4 separate regions of the Homo sapiens genome follow, and regions 2, 3 and 4 are each linked to region 1. Evidence: chromatin contacts called from ENCODE Hi-C or POLR2A ChIA-PET data. All regions are on one chromosome and are shown on one strand. Each heading gives the region's core, a stretch centred on a gene start or an enhancer-like site at or near the end of the contact. The rest is flanking DNA. Distances are from core to core; before and after follow the strand shown. Region 1 holds the start of TTLL12 (tubulin tyrosine ligase like 12). Region 2 overlaps LINC00899 (long intergenic non-protein coding RNA 899). Region 3 holds the start of FAM118A (family with sequence similarity 118 member A). Region 4 holds the start of KIAA0930.

What was found. Hi-C counts contacts between places; a loop is a spot of excess contacts on that map. ChIA-PET counts read pairs that join two places held with the same protein, here RNA polymerase II (POLR2A). Pooled maps may share reads with other maps.
Region 2: a pooled map shows a loop between it and region 1 (15-fold over the local background). The contact joins the enhancer-like site here to the promoter of TTLL12 in region 1. A Hi-C loop is called at or near these places in 1 of 37 single-sample maps with no recorded cell type and 8 of 50 pooled maps.
Region 3: a pooled map shows a loop between it and region 1 (18-fold over the local background). The contact joins the promoter of FAM118A here to the promoter of TTLL12 in region 1. A Hi-C loop is called at or near these places in 2 of 37 single-sample maps with no recorded cell type and 8 of 50 pooled maps. POLR2A ChIA-PET finds 5 or more read pairs at or near these places in 1 of 52 experiments (B cell).
Region 4: a loop to region 1 is called in a map of ascending aorta, with 5 times the contacts of the local background. The contact joins the promoter of KIAA0930 here to the promoter of TTLL12 in region 1. A Hi-C loop is called at or near these places in 2 of 168 maps with a recorded cell type or tissue (ascending aorta and naive thymus-derived CD4-positive, alpha-beta T cell), 2 of 37 single-sample maps with no recorded cell type and 12 of 50 pooled maps.

The regions. Positions count from the first base shown.
Region 1 is chr22:43,185,767-43,188,484 of GRCh38, forward strand. It overlaps TTLL12 (tubulin tyrosine ligase like 12), which reads right to left and starts at 1,368. Exons shown (of 14, transcript NM_015140.4): 1 at 1,127-1,368. The coding sequence starts at 1,303. RefSeq lists enhancers at 19-523, 464-543, 554-613 and silencers at 994-1,213, 1,254-1,413, 1,662-1,781.
Region 2 is chr22:46,039,544-46,042,261 of GRCh38, forward strand. LINC00899 (long intergenic non-protein coding RNA 899) reads right to left here. Exons shown (of 4, transcript NR_027036.1): 4 at 364-1,509. LOC124905136 (a long non-coding RNA gene) reads left to right here. Exons shown (of 2, transcript XR_007068137.1): 2 at 1-894. Among named protein-coding and RNA genes, the nearest start is that of LINC00899, 4.0 kb to the right of the region's middle. Within about 2 kb of position 1,313, at least 6 of the 41 ENCODE cell types and tissues checked have a DNase peak (open chromatin) inside an H3K27ac peak, as active enhancers do.
Region 3 is chr22:45,308,571-45,311,288 of GRCh38, forward strand. It overlaps FAM118A (family with sequence similarity 118 member A), which reads left to right and starts at 1,364. Exons shown (of 9, transcript NM_017911.4): 1 at 1,364-1,613. RefSeq lists a silencer at 1,030-1,709 and an enhancer at 2,426-2,718.
Region 4 is chr22:45,239,644-45,242,361 of GRCh38, forward strand. KIAA0930 reads right to left here and starts at 1,251. Exons shown (of 10, transcript NM_001009880.2): 1 at 997-1,251. The coding sequence starts at 1,060. RefSeq lists silencers at 825-914, 1,065-1,124, 1,285-1,344, 1,375-1,574.

The sequences.
Region 1 (2,718 bases), core at 118-2,617:
CTGGGCAGGAGCTGGTCATTCCCACTGTGCTCCTTCCACGCAGCCCATGGGAACCTTTTTGTCCTCATGAACAAACCAAGGTCCCTTCCACCCAGCACAGGCCTGGGACCAGAGTGGTCCTCGGAAAGCATATGGCAGAAGTGAGGGGCAGAGGAAACTCTCTGTTACACTGTAGCATAAGGAGGTGCCACTCACTGCACGTTTCCAGCAGGAAGGTTCCTAGTCCAATCAGGATTACACAGAGAAAAACTGGCTCAGAGACCGTAGAGTCTGGCCAGCAGCCAGGCTCAGGGACTCCTAGTTCCCGGCCCGGGTCCCTGTTCTTGGCTCTGGGGTTTCCACTTCATCACCTGCGCCACTAGGCTCATCTCCGTCCGGGAGACAGCACCTGGAGGAGATGTCGGGTCCCAGCTAAAGAAAACACCCCCCCCCCCGCCAGCCCGGGAAGGTGCTGTGGCCTCAGCCTCTGGGCACGCAATAAAAATCCAGGGCTCATCCCCAGCCAGGACAGTGGGGAACGCTTTGGAGTGGAGGAGGCAGGTGAGCCGGATGGGCCGTCCTCACAAAAAGGGAGAGAACCTAGAGGCTTCTCAATCTTTTCCATTTTTCTTTAGATTTCTCCTCCACCTCTCACAGCCTGTTTTCTTTAACCTGCAAGATGAGGGGACCCCGAGGCTCAAATCAAATGAAAAAACACCGAATTCTGTGAACCCAACAGTTACAGCTACACAAATTCACGGGGTTCCCGTTGTCCCTGTGAGGCAGCGGCTGAAAGAATCCCTCTGAAGGGACTCTCGGAGCCGCAGTGTTCTCATCTGTGAAGTGGGGGTGATGAGTTTCACTCCTCGCAGGGCTGTGTCAGGCTCGGGTGTGTGGAGGACCTAAAGTTCCCAACGCAGCCCTCAGCCGGTCTCGGGCCCGGGCAGATCAGGGCCGCAGGTACCCCGGTCTCCTGCTGTCACTCTTCGGCCCCCAACTCCACGCCGCTCCAGAGCTGCCCAGGACGCGCTCTGGGTGGCTCACCGCGGCTCCCGCCGCCCGGGAGCGCTCTTCCCTGTCCCGCGCCGCGGGCTCCCGCCGCGCTCCCACCCCGGCCGCCGCACGTGCCCGCCGCCCTTCCCCGCACCTCGTGCTCCAGCTTGTGCAGGAGGCGGCCCCAGTAACGTTCGGGGACCCCCGAAGCGCGCAGCGCCGGGCCGTGCAGCGCCGCGAACTCGGCCAAGGCCTGCGCGCCCTCCTCCGGCGTCTGGCCCGGGCTGCTACGCTCCGCAGGCCGGCGCTCGGGACCCCGCTCGGCCTCCATGGCGCCAGCACCCGCGCCGACTCCAGCGCCGCCACCGCCGCCGCCGCCCGCCGTCCGTCGGCCCTGCCCTCCCGCCTCCGCCCCCTGCCCCGCCCCGCCCTCCTCCCAGCGCCCCCCCCCCCGCCCCGCCCTCCTCCCAGCCCCCCCCCGCCCCGCCCTCCTCCCAGCCCCCCCCCGCCCCGCCCTCCTCCCAGCCCCCCCCGCCTCCGCCCCCCGCCCCGCCCGCCTCCCAGCACCCCCGCCCCGTCCTCCTCCCAGCCCCCCGCCCACCGCCCCGTCCTCCCCCCAGCCCCCCGCCCCTGCCGCGCCCCCTGCCCCCGCCCCCTGCCCCCCTCCCCACCGCCCCGTCCTCCTCCCGGCCCCCCCGACCCCTCCCCTGCCCCGCCCTCTTCTCGCCCCCTCACCCCGTCCCGCCCCGCCCCCAGTCCGCCTCCAGCCCGGTTTGCCGCGGCCCCCGGGCAGGCCCTGCGCATCGGCGGGGTGCGTGCGAGAGCGCGCGAGCTTGCCAGGAGGGGGCGCGCGTCTGCGACCGCGCCTGTGGTTTGGCTGCCGCCGTGTGCGCACGCGCACCTGATGGTGGCTGAGCTTTTCTCGCTCAGCGCGCGGCGACCCCGGGGAATGCCGGGAGGGCGGGGTGCCTACGTATAGGGCGCTGTCAGGACCGGAAAAGGCCCCACCGACGGCCCGGAAGGTGTCCTGGGGCCCGAACCCGGTGAGGCGGCGCTTCTGTGCCTGCACCGGGCACACAGAGCTCGCAGGCCCCCTGCCTTGGGAGCTCTCGATTCTTGTGAGCGTTTCACCAGATTTGGATGCTGCAAAATCGTGGCCCTTCTCAATTACTTATATTTGGATTCGGAATGTCAGTTGATCCAATTAAGACCAAGTGTACCCGTCAGAGGAATTTACTCCTACATGTCGGGATGTTTCGAAGTGCAGTTGAGCTGGGCGTGGTGGCCGCGTCTGTAGTCCCAGTTACTCGGGAGGCTGAGGCGGGAGGATAGCTTGAGCCCAAGAATTCAAGTCCAGCCTCGGCAACATAGCCAGACTCCCTCTTTAAAAGAAAACAGTTCAGTTATAGAATTTCAAAAGACATTCTCTTTTGAACTCTCATTGAGTTTTATTGCTCCATAGGGATACATTTCAATGTCTTCCTTTTTGCAATTTTGTAAGAATTGTAATTTGCTAAAAAACAAAGGCTGAAAATTTTTTGGAGCTTCAGATGCTATTTTGATAACATTTTTGAACTGAGTTTGAATAAAATGCACCAATTCACGGACTTGTTCAATTCCATTGTAGGAAGCAGGTGGGTCTGCAAAGGCAAAAATTTCCAAACTCAAGTTGGTGAGGGCTGCAGAGAAAAACATTTTATTTATTTATTTATTTTGGGATGGAGTTTTGCTCTTGTTGCCCAGGCT
Region 2 (2,718 bases), core at 63-2,562, 2.9 Mb after region 1:
GTGGGTAAACAAATGTCAATAGGCATATGATAAAATATCACGTAGCAGTAAAAAGGAATGGGCTATTGATAAACTCAACAACATAGATAGCAGGATCCCGAGCAAGAGTTCATACTCCATGAGTTAAAATTTTTTTTTAATAAATTGAAACTGATCTACGGTGGTTGGATTCAGATTGCTGGCTGCCAGGAAGTCAGAGACTGCCTGCAAGGGGCTCTAGGGAACATTTTGTGGTGATGTTTTCTTTCTTGATCGTGGTGATACATGTCACGGTTGCATACATTGTCAAAACTCATCGAACAGTAGAGGTGAAAGGGATTTTGCTGCATGGAACTTATTCCTTAATAAGGTTGATTTCAAAAATTAACTGGTATTTATACTTTATTTTTCAAATCTTGTAGAAAATAATGACATAAAATGCTCACAACGTATTCAACAAAAAGACTGTAAAATAACCTATAGTATGATCTAATGATTATATATACATGAATATATGTATGCATTTATAACTTACGATATGGTCCATTCATATAGATATGTGTACACACACACAAACACATATATGCATGCGCACATATATACACATACAGTTTGGAAAATATAGCAGAAGGACTTTCAACCAAATGCATTCAGTAATTACCTCATGGGTAATTGTTTTCTTTTTATTTTTTAATTCTAAATACCCTCTTAGTTTTTTCTTAATTCTAAATATCCTCTTAGTTTTTTTTTTTTTTTTTTGTACTTTTCTGTAATGAACACTATTTTTGTGGAAGAGAGTCTTTTTTGCTTGCTGTATTTTTCTTTATTGTTAATTGACAAATAATTGTATGTATTCATGAGGTATAATATGTTATATATATAACACTTTTCTTTTTATAAACAAATAAAAACAAACATCTCTCTTTTTTTTTTCCAGCTGTAGCAGGCCAGGGACATGGGGCTGGGCCCTGGACAGGGTGGTGAGGACATCCCGGTTCCCACGAAAAGCAACCGCCTGGCAAGTCTGGAGCAGGCGAAGAGGGAGTGAGGGGGTGTGGCTCGCTCCCCAAGTTCTTTGGCTCAGCTTCAGTGCTGGGTCATTCTTGGGGACTGCTATGCCCACTGGGCACTGCAGAACTTCTGGTGCGTGTGGCTAAGGGGAGTCGGGAAGAGCCCTGTCCCTGGACCAGACCTTCCTGTTGGGAGTACTGGGACCCAGTGACCTTGTGCACCTTTCCTGAAGCTTCTGGGCCCCAAGTGGTCGAATGCAGAGTGGGCTGGGGAGTCACAGACTGTGCTTCCTGCTTTCAACCTCCGTTCCAGGTTCCTGTGCGTTCCGTGGGCCCATCCACCTGGCTGGGCTTGGCTAGGCTGTGACCTTCTCTGAGGACAGGGCTCTGCCTGCATTTGGAGCTGCTGGGACCTCAGTGTCACCCCCCACTCTCGCCAGCTGGCCTCACAAAGGTGCCCAGGAGGAGACCTGATTGCCGACTCCTTTCCCCTCCCTGGCTGAGCAGATTCTACAACAGCCTGTGGAAATTAAAATAAGAGCTTAAAACTGTCAAAAAAATTTTTTTTAACCAAGTCACAAATGGGAAAGCTGAGGCGGCAGCAGGTTAAGGACACTTTGTGATGTAGCGTTCTCTCCCAGTGCTTTCGTACTGTAAACATCACAGTCCACGGTCCCTGTGAACAGGCAGCCACAGAGACTGGGTTTAGACTTGCCGGGGAAGGCTGCATCCAAAGTGGGGCCAGCTCAGAACTATTCCACCACATGGGGGGCCATTAGTTCTGCTCAGTTCTGTGGGGCCTCACTAGTGTTTCTATTTAAAAATAAGTCAAGGTAAAAGAAAAAGTTTCAAAATGTAACAGTCACGTATCTATTTCTGTAATTGTAAAGAAATACACTGTCATGTGACGGCTGGAGGCTCTGGAGCAGAGGGCCTAGGAGGAATTTTTTTTCTTTTTCTTTTTCTTTCCTGAATTCTCCAAACCGTCTATCACAGTGTGTATTGCTTTTATAACGGGAAGAGATAAAATAGACTTACATTAAAAATAATCAAACTGCACCTGTGCCTACATGTCAAATGATAAACGTGACAATCAAAGGCACTTTTTATTTATCGAATACCTGGTTCATGCCACATCTCCTGCTAGGCCCTCCCAGCGTGCTGGCTCCTCAGAACACCCTGCAGGTGGGAGCTGGGCACCAGGGTCCCTGAGGCAGCATTCAGCACCCACGTGGCAGAGCCAAGGCTGGACAGGGATGATTCCAACATCCAGGATTGTATTATGCTTATAACGACTTCCTGCCTGTTTGTATTTAAGACAAGGTCTCTCACTGCAGCTTTGACCTCCCGGGCTTGAGCAGTCTTCCCACCTCAGCCTCTGGAGTAGCTGGGAGTTACAGGTGCACACCCCCATGCTTGGCTAATTTTTGTATATTTTGCATAGACAGGGTTTCGCCGTGTTGCCCAGGCTGGTCTGGAATTCCTGGGCTCGTGCGATCCACCAGCCTCGGCCTCCCAAAGTGCTGGGATTACAGGCGTGAGCCACAACGCCCAGCCCCTGTCTCTTAAAGGTGAACATTTTCCCTAAATACAATGATCTTCAGTTAAAATATTTGTATCTTACATAGAATCTGGAATTATTTCTGTAAACAGAATTTAGTAAAAGAAATATAAAAATCAGCTGGGCACGTTGGCTCACGCCTGTAATCCCAGCACTTTGGGAGGCCGA
Region 3 (2,718 bases), core at 114-2,613, 2.1 Mb after region 1:
ACTACACAACCTCTTGGGCCTGAGCTTCCCCTTGTTAAACTGGAATAACAATGAAGACGCCTTCCTCATAGGGTTGTTCCAAGAACACCATGAAGGAACGCATGCAAAGTGCTCAGGGAGTGCCTGACCCCACATACAGAGCACCCAGGGGCTGCCCTCTTCATCCCAGAGTCACTGCTCCCACTGTTTTCTGGGCTCTGGCCCCCCCTAAAATTTCACAGGCCGCTAACACAACACTACCTTCTGTCACAAAATGAGAGCTTTCTGGTGGGCTAGGGTAGGGGGAGATATTAACAGCCAACTTTAAAATCAGGCAGGAAAAAAAGGTGCCAAGGAGACAGGAAGTAATAAATGACTCCAGGTTGGGCAGGGCAGGCTGGGAAGAGGAAGTGGATTGGGTCTTGTTTAGGTAAAAGACTTCAGTGGCAGACAAAGGAGGAGTAATAAGATCGCTAGGGGGCCCGTGCCCAGCCCACCCACGCACAATCTCAGTCCTCGCAATACCCACAAGGTAGGTGCTAGGATCACACCCTTTACGGACGCGGCACCTGCGACAGGGATGCGCGAGGAGTCAGGGGGCCTCGCCGGATCGAACCTAAGCTGGGGAAGAGTATTTCTTGTATTTTTAGGAGAAATTCTCAGCCTCGGGGAAGAGTATTTCTTGATGAGGGAAGAGCGCGGGGAAGACACTCACGCACGCACAAACATGTGGGCGGCCATGGTGTGCCCAGCGCCGTGCTGGCTTCTGGGAACCCCCAGTGGACAAGACGGACAAGGTACCGGCTCTCAGGGGAAGTGGGAGCCAGTCACAAGCGTACCTAATTTCGGAGAGTGACAAGTACTCTGAAAAAGAAAGAAGGTAGGGCTGGTGACTGGCCAATTTAAGCGGGCAGGAGTCTGCTGGGGGACGGAGACCAGCCTCAGGTCTGGGTTGGGGACAGAAGCTGTGCCTAAGTGTGGTGCAGGATGCAGTTGCAAAGGAGCGCTTCCGATCGCACTTGATGCTCGCCACGTCCCTGCAAAGTGCTCCCGCCCCCTTTCTGCAAATGAGGAAACGGGACGCGCGGCTCGCCGGGCCAGGTAGGGCTAGGACGCGGACTCTAGGCCCAAGCGCTCCCCAGCGCAAGCCCTCCCCCGCACATCCGACCGCGCCTGCGCTGGAGACCCCGGGGGCGTGGCCTCCCCGGTGGGCGGGACCGTGGTCACCGAGGTGGGCGGTGCCAGAGGATCTGGCGGCGGGGCGGGGCGGGGCGCGCGTCCTGGCTTCGCCCTTCCCCGGGGCGGGGCCTCCGGGGACCGCGGGGCCGTTGGTTTCGGGACGGAACGTTCACGCGGCTGGGGCGGGCGCGCGGGGGAAGGGTTTGCGGCGGCGCCGCTGCCGGCTAACGCGGAGGGGCGCCTGGAGGCGGCGTGGCGTCCGCTCTGGCTCCGACTCCGGCTCTCGCTCTCGCTTCTAGCCCGCGTGCCTGCGCAGTCCCCTCCCCGAGAACCATCCCCTTGCCCCGCCCAGCGTCAGGGGTGCGCGGCCGCCGAGAGACCCCGGAGGCGTAGCCGGCTGCGGAGGCGAAGAGGTGGCAGCGCGAGCTGGGACCAGCGTCTCGGAGGCGCCGCAGGTGAGGGGGCGGGGCGGGCCCGCGGTCCCTGCATCCGGAGCCCCTGGGGACCCCGAGATCCTCAGGATCCGCCCCGGCCCCGGGGCCACCCCAGGACTCCCTCTCAGCTCTTCCCCTGGAGCCCCTGCCCCCGAGACCCCCTCAGGATCCGCCCTGCCCCTCCAGGCCCGCGAACCCCGAAACTCCAAGATTTTCTCTGGACTCCGAGACCCCCTGAGGACCCCGGCCGCTAGTGGGCCCTGAGAACTGTTGGTTCCGGAAACTCTCGAGGTTCCCTTGGGACTTGCTTCCAGCAACCTCCTCAGAAGCCCCCAGGCCCGGGGCATCTTCCTGTGGGGAGCCGTGGTTCCCAGTGTCCTTAGCCCCGCGAGACCCCGGGTCCCCGTGCCGCCCACCCTGAGGCTCCCTCTCCGACCTGATCTCAGGGCTAGGTTTCTCCAACTTGAGGTCCCTGGACCTGCGGGGCGTGGGTGGAAGTGTTCCCAGGTCTGGTGATAACTTAAGACGGTAACAGCGCGCCCGACGACCACCTCCTAAGCTGTGGTCCCCGCGCCTGCAGGTGCAGGGCCGGGTTTAAGTTTTAATGTTCTGCTGAGACTCAGGTGGCCCCACAGGACAGTCTATAGAGCAGGAGACCTGAGGTGGCCGAGGGCGGCCGAACCGGGGAGGGAGCGAGTTAGGGCACATGGGGACGCTTTTAGGTTGTCTCCTCCTTAATTTTTTCATTCAAGGAACTAACATTTTGTTTTTGAATGCCTGATAGGCTCCAGGAATTGACACTGGAAATAGAGATGAGACGGTCCCTGCTGTCAGGGCCTAGGGACCTGGGGCATAAGACAAGTAGGTCGTTTTTATCTGGAGGAAGCTGTGTCGTCGCTGGCAGGGAACCCATCTGGGTGGGCATGGGATTCTGGGAAGGGGTGGGTGTTAAGGAGGGCGTCTTAGGAGTCGTGGGGAGGAGATGCTAAGCAGCAGGTGAGCTGATTCTTGAAGGTTGAGCTAGAGGAGAAGTTTGCCAGGGTCATTCCAGGCAGAGTTTCAGGGGACAGCCAGTATGTCAAAAGGCAGAGAGGCTGCCACGGCACACAGTGTTGGAAGGCGGGAG
Region 4 (2,718 bases), core at 1-2,500, 2.1 Mb after region 1:
GGGGGATGCACTTGTTCTCTGGGACTCAGTTTCCCCAACGGTGAATGAAGGGGTGAATCTGGAAGGCTGACATTCCGTACTCAGCAATGCTGTCACCCCCTCAGAAATCCCCAGCCTAGCCTGGGGGTGGGGTGGGGGGTGGCTGACAATGTGGTATGAAGTCATTCCCTGCACGGAGGAGGGAGGGGTCTTTTCCATGGAGAAAATGACGAACCTGAGACGACAAAAGAGGGGGCTTCTCCTGGGCTTCAGTCTGGGCATGATCCATCAGTAATGGATTACCTCACTGGCTGGGAGACCCCACCCACACCTGCAGTCCCAGGCCCTTCCAAACAATACGAGGCACCCCCATCCCACGCCCCCCAGCAGATCCATGACTTAAAGCCCAGAATCACACCGAGAGGCAGCAGGCCCTGCCCCTCAGCCAAGCGGGCGGGTTCGGGGGGCCATTGCCCAACAGGTCCCTGGATACAGCTAAGGGATGAGAGGGGCCGGTGGGTGCGGAAAGACAAAGGCTTCGGGTAGCAGGAGACAGTGGCCAGGGCACGCTCGCAGCGAGGTCCACCCAGAGCCCAACGAGGGCCCGACCCTGCCGCGCTGGGCTAAGGGTGTACCCAGATCCCACGCCCACACTCCCTACCGCGGTGCTGAGGGCCCGGGGCGGGCTTCCTGGAGAAGGAAGAAGACCCGCAGAGACACGAAGAAGAAGGAGGAAGATGAGACAGACACCCGGACGGACTGACAGGGGGAGACGCCGAATGAGACCCGGGCACAGGGGTGCGGGGCGCTCGTCGGACGGAAAGCAGAGACAGACCCAGATGCAGGGACGGTGGGGGGGGGGCCATGGAGGAAGACAGGGTACCCAGGCAGACCCAGAGACCACGACACCCGCGCAGAGACAGAGATGCGCGGGGCGCACAGAAACACGGACGCGCAGAGGCGGCCCCGGAGACGCTCACCTCTCCCGGCCCGGCCTCGCCCCCGGGTCCCACTCACCGAGGCCGCAGACCTCGCGGCGCAGGCTAAGACGGCCGCGCTCCTCCGCTATGGCACGCAGCATGTGCTGCAGCGAGCGCTCCTCGGCCTCGGCGCCGCCCGCAGGCTCGGGGGCGGCGGCGGCGGGGAGGGCGGGCGGCCCGGCCCGCAGCCCGCCGCGAGCACCAAGGAAGCCACAGTCCGCCTCTGTGCGCGTCGCCGTCGCCGCCGCCGCCGCCACCACCCGCCAAACACAGCACCGGCGAGCGCACCTCCGCGCCGCCGCCGCCCGCGCGCCCCCGGCTCCGCTCGCCCCGCCCCGGCCCGGCCCGGCCCCGGTCCGGCCCCGCCCCTTCCCCGCCCCGGCCCCGCCCCTGTCCCCTCCCGCCCCGCCTCTGAACGGCCCGGACCCACCCCGGCTCCCTGGCCCCGCCCCCTGACCTCCCTTGCCCCGCCCACTTCCAAACGGCCAGTCTCCGCCAATCTTCGGATGCCCAGGACAGCCTCCCTCAAACCGCTCGCGGGGTCCCGCCTCCACCCAAGGTCCTAAACGCCCCACCAACGGGATCACGCCTCTGAGCCCCTCCCGCCGCCCCTTCAGGGCACCTCTCCCCTCCCCCGCTGCTACCCCACGGGATGTGTACTTTGTCACCCGCCCTGTGCGTTGCCACCTCCACCAAGTCCCCTCGGCTGACTTCTGGGAACTTCCTCCGCAGAACCCCTCAAGAGGTCACCTGCTCCCAGAAGGTGGTCTCCTGGGGGACACCGTGGCAAAGCCCTTCCGGCCCCCCTCCTCTGCACCTGGCACAGTGCAGAGTGTTGCGCCTCCATTTCCTCAGCTGCACCATGGGGGACCTTTCCCTGCCTTGCCTCCCCAACATGGGGGAGTGTTGATGAAGGGGGAGGTATGAGGTTAGCTGGGCGTGTCATCCTGATGAAGCCAGGTCTGGCCAGCATCCCTCCGTGTGCTAGTTGTGGCTGATACAGGAAGACACCGGAGAAGCAGCCAGTGGCCTCCCCAAACCTCACGCCTGGTGGTCCATTTCCAAGAACAGGGGGAGATGGAGAGACCAGCATTGATTTCCAGGTCTCTCCAAAGCTAAATCTACATCACTCCCTGCATTCACAGCCTGTGTGTGGACCCCAGACCCATCAAGGTCCCCCTTTCCCCTGTCTGGAGTCCTCTTCTCCCCATTCCTGTGTAACTTGCTTCCTTTGTGTCCCGAGTGTCACATCCTCAAAGAAACTCCCCTGACCGCCTTCCCTCCCTCTCTCTTCCCTTAGTCTGTTTCTCCTTCACAGGGTGACACTTACCTCCTCCCGACACATTGGATACCTATGGGTTCACTTGTTCTCTTCTCTACCGAGGGAGGGGCCTGTCTACTACACAGCTGTTGTCTCAGTACCCAGAACATTGCCTGGCACACATTAGATGCCCAATAAATAGATATGGGCTGCAGGCTGGGCACAGTGGCTCATGCCTGTAATCCCAACACTTTGGGAGGCCGAGGTAGGTGGATTGCCTGAGGTTAGGAGTTCCAGAACAGCCTGGCTAAAATGGTGAAACCCCATCTCTACTAAAAATACAAAAATTAGCCGGGCATGGTAGCACACATTTGTAATCCCAGCTACTCTGGAGGCTGAGGCAGGAGAATTGCTTGAACCTGGGAGGCGGAGGCTGCAGTGAGCCGAGATCCCGCCACTGCACTCCAAGCTGGGAGACAGAGCAAGACCCTGTCCCCC